2 separate regions of the Homo sapiens genome follow, and region 1 is linked to region 2. A link is a contact called in ENCODE Hi-C data. All regions are on one chromosome and are shown on one strand. Each heading gives the region's core, a stretch centred on a gene start or an enhancer-like site at or near the end of the contact. The rest is flanking DNA. Distances are from core to core; before and after follow the strand shown.

What was found. Hi-C counts contacts between places; a loop is a spot of excess contacts on that map. Pooled maps may share reads with other maps.
Region 1: a loop to region 2 is called in a map of mammary epithelial cell, with 9 times the contacts of the local background. The contact joins the enhancer-like site here to the promoter of XXYLT1 in region 2. A Hi-C loop is called at or near these places in 9 of 168 maps with a recorded cell type or tissue (A673, CD8-positive, alpha-beta T cell, GM12878 and 6 more), 22 of 37 single-sample maps with no recorded cell type and 17 of 50 pooled maps.

Annotation. Positions count from the first base shown.
Region 1 is chr3:194,331,895-194,336,354 of GRCh38, reverse strand. No RefSeq gene overlaps it. Among named protein-coding and RNA genes, the nearest start is that of CPN2, 17 kb to the left of the region's middle. Within about 2 kb of position 2,459, at least 3 of the 41 ENCODE cell types and tissues checked have a DNase peak (open chromatin) inside an H3K27ac peak, as active enhancers do; they include mammary epithelial cell, where a contact is called at or near this core.
Region 2 is chr3:195,269,270-195,273,439 of GRCh38, reverse strand. XXYLT1 (xyloside xylosyltransferase 1) reads left to right here and starts at 2,281. Exons shown (of 4, transcript NM_152531.5): 1 at 2,281-2,885. The coding sequence starts at 2,382. RefSeq lists silencers at 1,651-1,880, 2,131-2,660, 2,821-3,000 and an enhancer at 2,251-3,042.

The sequences.
Region 1 (4,460 bases), core at 1,210-3,709, 940 kb after region 2:
CTGCAAGAGGCGGCCCAGGAGGGTTGCAGGGGTGGCTGAGGTGGTAAGAGGCCGGGCATGGTGGCTCACGCCTGTAATCCCAGCACCTTGAGAGGCTGAGGTGTGTGGATCACCTGAGGTCAGGAGTTTGAGACCAGCTTGGCCGACATGGTGATGAAACCCCGTCTCTACTAAAAATACAAAAATTAGCCAGGCGTGATGGTGGGCGCCTGTAGTCCCAGCTACTTGGGAGGCTGACGCAGGAGAATCGCTTGAACCTGGAAGGTGGAGGCTGCCGTGAGCCGAGATCGCACGACTGCACTCCAGCCTGGGCAACAAGAGCGAAACTCCATCTCAAAACAAATAAAAATAAAAATAAAAAAACAAGGGAGAACAGCTCTAGTGAGTGGGCAGCTTGCACTCAGCTGCTGGGAGAATGAAGCTGCCACTCAGCTGGCCCAGGCTGCCCCTACACCTCAAACCTTTTCCTTCTCCTTAGCAGCAGCCATGATGTGTGCTGAGCAGGCAAAGCCACCCTCCCCTCTGGGGCCTTTGTGTCACAAAGTCGAGCGTCTGGGGTTTCCCTTCCCGAGGCTTCGTTTTATCTCAGTTTCTCCTGGGCGCAGCGCGGGTACTGGGACACCTGGACTCTCTGTTGTTGTAGGGGTTTGTTCTTGCAAGCCATTCCCAAGCTGCTTCCTGAGCTGTAAACATCTTAGGACCATGGGTCATGATTGGCAAGGAATATGCCTTGCTAGCTTTGGGATGGAGTTGATTTTCAGACGATCTTACTCTGTCTCTTCTAGGCTCCTGCCTCCCTAACACTGGGGTTACCCAGATATCATTTTGTTTAAATCTCCCCCAGCGATTCTAACGCATGGCCAGGGTTGAACATTTAGGCAGAATTTTGTCTCGGGCACTGTCCAGGGCTAGGTTCAGTGTAATTTGCACTGGGCAATGCTGGCCTCCTCAGACCCACCTGGTGTCTGCTCTGGATGAATTCATGAATGAAACAAGTGACAAACATCATGTATAAAAATATTTCATGGATTTTTTTTCTTTCTTGTTGATGTTTTCATTGTATTTTATTATTATTATTTTTTGAGATAGAGTCTCACTCTGTCTCCCAGGCTGGAGTGCAGTGGCACGATCTTGGCTCACTGCAACCTCTACCTCCCTGGTTCAAGCAGTTCCCCTGCCTCAGCCTCCCGAGTAGCTGTGATTACAGACACGCCACCACGCCCGGCTAATTTTTTTTTTGTATTTTTAGTAGAGATGGGTTCTTGCTATGTTGGCCAGGCTGGTCACGAACTCCTGGCCTCAGGCAATCTGCCCGCCTCGGCCTCCCAAAGTGCTGGGATTATAGGCATGAGCCACCGCGCCCGGCCGATGTTTTTAATTTTTCAGCATTAGTGCTCTCATAAATCTTGCATTTTTGAAGAAACAGCAGCTGGGGGTGCGCTCTGCCTTGCTTTTTTTTTTTTTTTTTTTTTTTTTTTTAGATGGAGTCTCCCTCTGTTGCCAGGCTGGAGTGCAGTGGTGCAATCTTGGCTCACTGCAACCTCTGCCTCCTGGGTTCAAGCGACTCTCCTGCCTCAGCCTCCCAAGTAGCTGGGGCTACAGGCACGTGCCACCATGCCCAGCTAATTTTTGTATTTTTAGTAGAGACAGGGTTTCAACATGTTGGCCAGGATGGTCTTGATCTCTTGATTACGTGATCCGTCCGCCTTGGCCTCCCAAAGTGCTGGGATTACAGGCGTGAGCCACCGCCACCGGCCTGCCTCGCTTTCTTATAGTAAAGGATGGCTAAGACATTCCAAAGCTCCTCCTTCCAGCAGGCAGGACGCTCTTCCAGGAAGCTTTGAATGTTGTACCTTCTTTAGTGATGTCCTGCTACTTGCCAGTCATGCAGCCCTCGGCAAATTACTAAGCTGTCTGTGGCTCAGTGTCCTCACCATAGTTTTATCACATAGCACCCACCTCATAGTGTTATTGGTGAAGATAAAATAAGTGCATCCATATAAAGTACCCACAACAATGACACATGGTACGTTCTCCAAAATCGTTATCTTGCATTATTATTTTTGTTAGTATTATTCTAGAGAGAACTGTGGGTGTGGGTGCGGACGGGGTAGGCAAGCACCGGCCAATTGTTTTACCTGTTCCCGTTGATCTGTTTCTGGAAGAACGTAAAAACTGCTGTTTATATATCAAAATTGCATTGTTTAGGAGGATTGGAAATGCAATTGACACAATTGTTCAGTGCTAACAGTGGATATTGGAAAACTGGACGGTGCCGTCAAAGATTAGACTGTCTAGCGCGATGCGAGTCCAAGGACGAATGCTTTCTGGCCCTCTCAGCCTGCTTCCACCACGCGCGCATCTGCAAGCATTTTAAGTCTGCGCCTGCAGAGGTCCCGAGCCTGGTCTCGGAGCGCCCCCTTGTGGTCGCACGGAAGAACGCGCCCCGCGCAGACGTGGAGGGCCAGGGAGGGGTTCTCCCAGCTCCGCCCGCGGGCGCGGCGCGGTACTTTATTCTTGGAAAGTCAGAACCGGGTCCCCTAGAAGGGATACGGGCACATTGACACGGTGACCCGGGGGATACTTGCCGGAGTGCATGCGGGCGTGCGTGCGGAGCCGTCACGGCTTCTGTCTCCTGCACGCCTGAAAAAGCGCCAGGTCCGCTTGGGGCCCATGCACCGAGGAGCCGCCGGGCGGAGGCGAGTCCACCCGCCACCCGGTGGGGCGGCGAAGCGTTCGGGGCGCTCCAGATTGTCCCCGCGCTGCCGCGGTCCTGCACAGTGACTCGTCCCGCGCCCTCCACGGCTTCCAAGCGTCCCCTGCGACCTCCAGATGCCGATGTGGTACGAACCCCGTCCTCGAGGATCTCAGCTGGGAGCCTCCTGCTGCGCGCTGCTGCCACGTGGACGCGCGGTTCAGGACCGCACCTGGCAACGTGCATCCTGGGAAGACTGTGCTTTGTTTTCTTTGGGATTTTATCAAGAGTTGTTCAGCACTTTGGGAATCTTTATCCCGAGGCAATGCTTAGCCCTGATTGCAAAATGTCAAACACGGACACAAATTCATCCTTTACTCATCGTGAGTGAGTGACAGTGACTTCCAGTCTGTTAGTGAGATCTTGGCCAAACATTCCACATGGAAACGAATTCTTTTATTATAAGTTACCTTTGACTTCTAATTAATATTACAGATAGAAGGTTTTATTTTTAAATTCTCTGCGAGGTTTGACGATATTATCTGTGAAGTTTTTTTTCAGGAGACTAAAGCGGGTGTTACAAATGATTTACCAGGAAATCATTAGGTCTGTGGGGGTGCGGTTCAGAGGTCAAAGTAACAGAAGGAGCAAAACCACATGGTCTTCATCAAAGGAGGCCTGCTGGTGTGTCCTGGCCCTGTTTTCCTCCCGGGGTGGAGGCTATGGGTCTGAGGCTCCCCTTCCCACCATGGCGTGAGAGATCCTTTCGCAGAGAAGCTTTGTAAAGGGGAGCAGAGATTCCAGCTGCATTTGGAGGGAAAGGACAGATTCGTGTATTAGTCTGTTCTCCAGCCAAAAAGAACCAACAAGAGATGATAGATAGATAGGAATTGGCTCATGCAATTGCAGAGGCTGAGAGATCTCAGGTTCTGCAAGCTGGAGACCCAGGGAAGGCGGTGGTGTAATTCCATCCAAGTCCCAAGACCTAAGAACCAGGGGATCTGATGATATAAATCCCGGTGCAAAGGCAGGAGATGAGATGTCCCCGCTCCAGCAGTGAGGCAGGAAGACGCGGGGCAGTTACTCCTTCCTCTGCCTTTTTGTTCACTCAGGCCCTCAGTGGATTGGGTGGTGCCTGCCCTGGCTGGGGAGCGGATCTGCTGTGCTGAGTCCACCTTTCCAAATGTCAATGTCATCGGGAAACGCCCTCAGAGACACACCTGGGAACGGTGTGTGTCATCAGGGTACCCTGTGGCTCACTCAGGTTGACACCTAAAATTGAACATCACAGTTAGGAAGCCTGATTTGTGGCACCCGCTCTGCCTCACTTGCGACCTGTGTCTGTGAACAAGCCACGCCCCCTCTCTCCAGGCCTCAAAATCTTCACTGAGTAACTAGGGGCTGAAAGCCTGGGTGGACGTGTGGATGCCCCACCTCCTGCTCCAGCCGTCTGAGGTGTGCCGCCTCTCCAGCAGGCACCCACCCCCTCACTTGGCCTGGAGGATGGTGGGCACCTCCCCAGGGTGGGGCCCAGCCAGAGCCCAAACTCTCAGCACTCTGGGGGCAGCGGAACCCCTTGGCCGCCACTCAGCGCAGACTGCAGCTGTCCAGCCTGGCCCCTCAAGAACCTTCTCTGCATTCTCCTTGCCCACTGGTTTGCTCAGTGATGATAAACTGACTCCCTGTCTGTGCAGCCCAGCCTTCCCTGGGCTGGCCTCCCTGTAACATTCCCGCTGGCTCTGGGCAGGTGGACACCCAGTCCCCA
Region 2 (4,170 bases), core at 1,032-3,531:
TCCATTTGTTACCATTACTATTTTTTTTTTGGAATTGGGGTCTCGCACTGTCATCCAGGCTGGAGTCCTGTGGCGATCGTAGCTCACTGCAGCCTTGGACCCCTGAGCTCAAGTGATCCTCCCACCTCAGTCTCCCACATAGCTTGGAGTACGGGTATGAGCCACCTCACCCATTTGTTAGTTTTTTAAATTTCCACCTGCAGTTTGTTGAAAACATCACTTTTAATGACTGCATTATTTTAGCTTTAACCACTTTATTGATGACCATTTGATTCTGATTTTTTGCCATCATGAACCTAGCTTTGCTTTATTTTTATGTTTGTTTTTTGAGACAGGGTCTCGCTCTCTTTCGCCAGGCTAGAGTACAGAGGCACAATCTCGGCTCACTGCATCCTCTGCCTCCTAGGTTCAAGCGATTCTCTTGCCTCAGCCTCTCGAGTAGCTGGAATTGCAGGTGTCCGCCACCACACTGCCTACTTTTTTTTTTTTTTTGAGACAGGGTTTTGCTCTTGTCGCCCAGGCTGGAGTGCAGTGTTATGATCTCGGCTCACTGCATCCTCTGCCTCCTAGGTTCAAGCGATTCTCTTGCCTCAGCCTCTCGAGTAGCTGGAATTGCAGGTGTCCGCCACCACACTGCCTACTTTTTTTTTTTTTTTGAGACAGAGTTTTGCTCTTGTCGCCCAGGCTGGAGTGCAGTGTTATGATCTCGGCTCACTGCAACCTCCACCTCCCAGGTTCAAGCGATTCTTCTGCCTCAGCCTCCTGAGTAGCTGGGATTACAGGCGCCCGCCACCATGTCTGGCTAATTTTTTGTATTTTTAGTAGAGACGGGGTTTCGCCATGTTGGGCAGGCTGGTCTCGAACTCCTGGCCTAAGGTGATCTGCCCTCCTCGGCCTCCCAAAGTGCTAGGATTACAGGCGTGAGCCACCATTCCCGGCCTAAGCCACCATGCTTGGCCTTGCTTTATTCTTATGGTTAAATATTTTGAACATTCTTAAATTATTAGGAAGATTTTCTAGAAATAAAAATGCTGTTTCAATGGTTGAGTATATTTTTGAGACTCATCCAATGTGGTAGGCACCGTGTTAGGTACTGGGTATATTGTGGTTAATAAAAAACAAATGTATATTCTGTTCTCTTGGAGTCACGTGTTCTTGCAATGAAGAAAGATGAGACTAGGGTAGTACATATATTTAGGTGGCCCTCACAGAATTATTGAGGATGGCACTTAGCCCAGACACTGGATAGGAGGTATTTAGAGATCATTTGTGTAGGTAGTGACATGTAAGCCAAGGTCTGAAGCAGAGAGGTTGGATAATCCATGCAACCTTACAATGTGGAAATAACAGGAAAAACCGTTTACCTAATCTCTGGTCAGAAATCAGAGAACTTGGCCAAAGAACTGAAGGGTTACTGTACTTACTCAAGTTCTTTGTCTATTTAGACAGCATGCACAGCACTTGCACGTGTTTACTTAAAAACTACTGGTATAGCCTCAATTCTTAGAAGACTGAAGTTAGTACGTTTTTATCTAGTTAGCAGTGTGCAACTGCCTAGGGTCAAAATTGCTACTGGCTAGCTGTGTGACTTTGGGCACGTGACCTCGGCGTGCAAAACTCCCTGGTACCCTCAAGGAGGCTCTTGATAAAGTGTTAAAAGTCTGTTTATAAAACAAAAGTGGATGAATGTCGCCCTCCAGGGCTTTGCGGTGCTGGGGCTCGGGGAGCAGCCTCGCAGGTTCGTGCGGGCGGCGGGGGCCCCCTGCTGGCCACATCCTCCAGCCTCCCTCCGCTCGGCCTCCGGCGCGACGTGCGGCCCGGGCCATTTCCTCCCAGGGCGGGGGAAAAGGGAGGAGCTGCCGGTTTAAATTGCCTAGCTGCAGCTCGTGTGCAGGGAGAGGCCGAGACGGCTTAAAGCCTCCAAGAAATTGAGGGAAAAAAGGTGCAGAGATTAAAGTTTTACCTCTTGGTGCCTCCAGCTTCGCTTTTGGCTAACCTAAGTTCCTCTGTTCGGGCGCCTCCATTCCCTTCAACACTCAGCTTGGATATCCTCTGGGGCTCGCCGCGTAGGGCGCCATTTCTCAGCCGGGACAGCGGGCCAGCCCTCAGCACGCTGGAGTCCGGAATCCCCCCCTCCCAACGCCGGGCGCCGGATCCCACCCTAACCCCTCCTCTAATACCCTTGGAACCTAGGACCCAGCGGTTTCGGCACGCCCGGCCCCGCCCCTCCGCGCACCGGCGCCCGCGATTGGCTCCAGGCGGCGCGGCCCCGCCCCTTTCATGGCCGCCGCCTGGCGCCGGGGCTAAGTGGCCGCCGGCGTCCGGGTACCCGAGGGCTCTCCCGCGTTGCTGGCACCGCTGGCGCCGCGGTCTCGTAGCGCATGGGCCTCCTCCGAGGCGGGCTCCCATGCGCTCGGGCCATGGCGCGCCTGGGCGCTGTGCGCTCCCACTACTGCGCCCTGCTGCTGGCCGCGGCGCTGGCCGTCTGCGCCTTCTACTACCTCGGCTCAGGCCGGGAGACCTTCTCCAGCGCCACCAAGAGGCTGAAGGAGGCCCGCGCCGGGGCTCCCGCCGCGCCCTCGCCGCCCGCGCTGGAGCTAGCGCGGGGCTCCGTGGCGCCAGCCCCCGGCGCGAAGGCCAAGAGCTTGGAGGGCGGCGGTGCCGGGCCGGTGGACTACCACCTGCTGATGATGTTCACCAAGGCGGAGCACAATGCCGCGCTGCAGGCCAAGGCCCGCGTCGCGCTGCGCTCACTGCTGCGCCTCGCCAAGTTCGAGGCGCACGAGGTGCTTAACCTTCACTTCGTGAGCGAGGAGGCCAGCCGCGAGGTGGCCAAGGGCCTGCTGCGGGAGCTCCTGCCGCCCGCCGCTGGCTTCAAGTGCAAGGTGAGCGGGCCGCGGCTGGGGGCTCCCGGTGGGTGGCCCACCCCATCCTAGGCGAGGTCAGTTTGCGCTCCCGGAGGGGATCCGGGGAACTAGCGGGTAGGATCTTCCCTGAGCTGCCCGCTTGCAATGTAGTGTTCACAACCTGCGGGAGGGCTCGTTCGGGGGCGTGTCCGGGAGCCAGACGCCCTCAGCTGGTGCTGAGGAGTGGAGCTGCGTTTTTAATGACCGCCTCGTTTTCCTCTCCCCCAGTTAAGCGCAGCCCCCAGGAGAGTCCGCGCGCCCCCATTTTGCTAACGTTGCAGGGTTCAGCACTGCCTTCAGAGTCTGCACCTCTGTTTATGTTCCTCAGTTTTTGACTTCTGAGGATGGGACTGGTCACCAGTAGTCATCCTGAGCAACTGGAGAGGGCCTTGGTGAGGCCTCTGGAAGTGTTGAAGTTGCAGTGACACTTCTCATTGCTCTTAAGGTATTTCAGTAGGATCTGGTCAAACTCATTGTGAACCATCTTATCTCCTCTCTGTGTCCCTTTTTCCCCTTCCTCCAAGGGTCATGAACCCATTTAGAGAAGCCTGGAGTTCCTCCGAATGAGGAAGAGAAAGCTCAAGAGGAACAGATATGATCTGGGGAGAGCACAGCTGGCCGCCTTGTCCCAGGCTGGACCAGTCTGCCTCCATGACAGCTTCCATCTCTGTTTATCATCTGTCTTCACTGCCTGGCTCTCCTTGTCTGAGATGTGTTTCTGACATAGTGTGAATTGCCTAGGTCAAATTGCTTATTTGATTTTGACCTAATAGTTGTACAGAGGGGATCCGAGGCCAGATTTTAAGGAGTAGTAGGTAATATTAAAGGGTGGAGACTGATGTTGGTTGGGGAAGCATGCTGAGACAGGAGTTGTATTATGTGAGTGACTAGGGGAGCTGTTGCCAGGATCCTACAGGCTTCGGGAGTCTCTGATAGCTCCTTGTTGCCTACGGGGTGAAGTCCCAGTTTATTGGTAGGGCTGTTGTGTTGTGAGCCTGGTCCACTTCTCTGGCTTCACCTCTCCTCCTTTGTCTACATGCACCTCATACCTTAGCTATGTAGGGAGTGGGCCTTATACATGCTGTACTGTCTGCCCACAGTGTCCTCTTGGGCCCTTGGCCATTCTTTACTCAGCTTTCACCTCTCCTGAGAAAGTCCCTAGACCCTGGGACCTCTGAAGGTCCTCGCTGGAGGAGGAGCCTGGCAACCTGTCCCAGGTGATCCTAATGACCCTAATATTTGAGAAACTTTGCACTAGTTCACG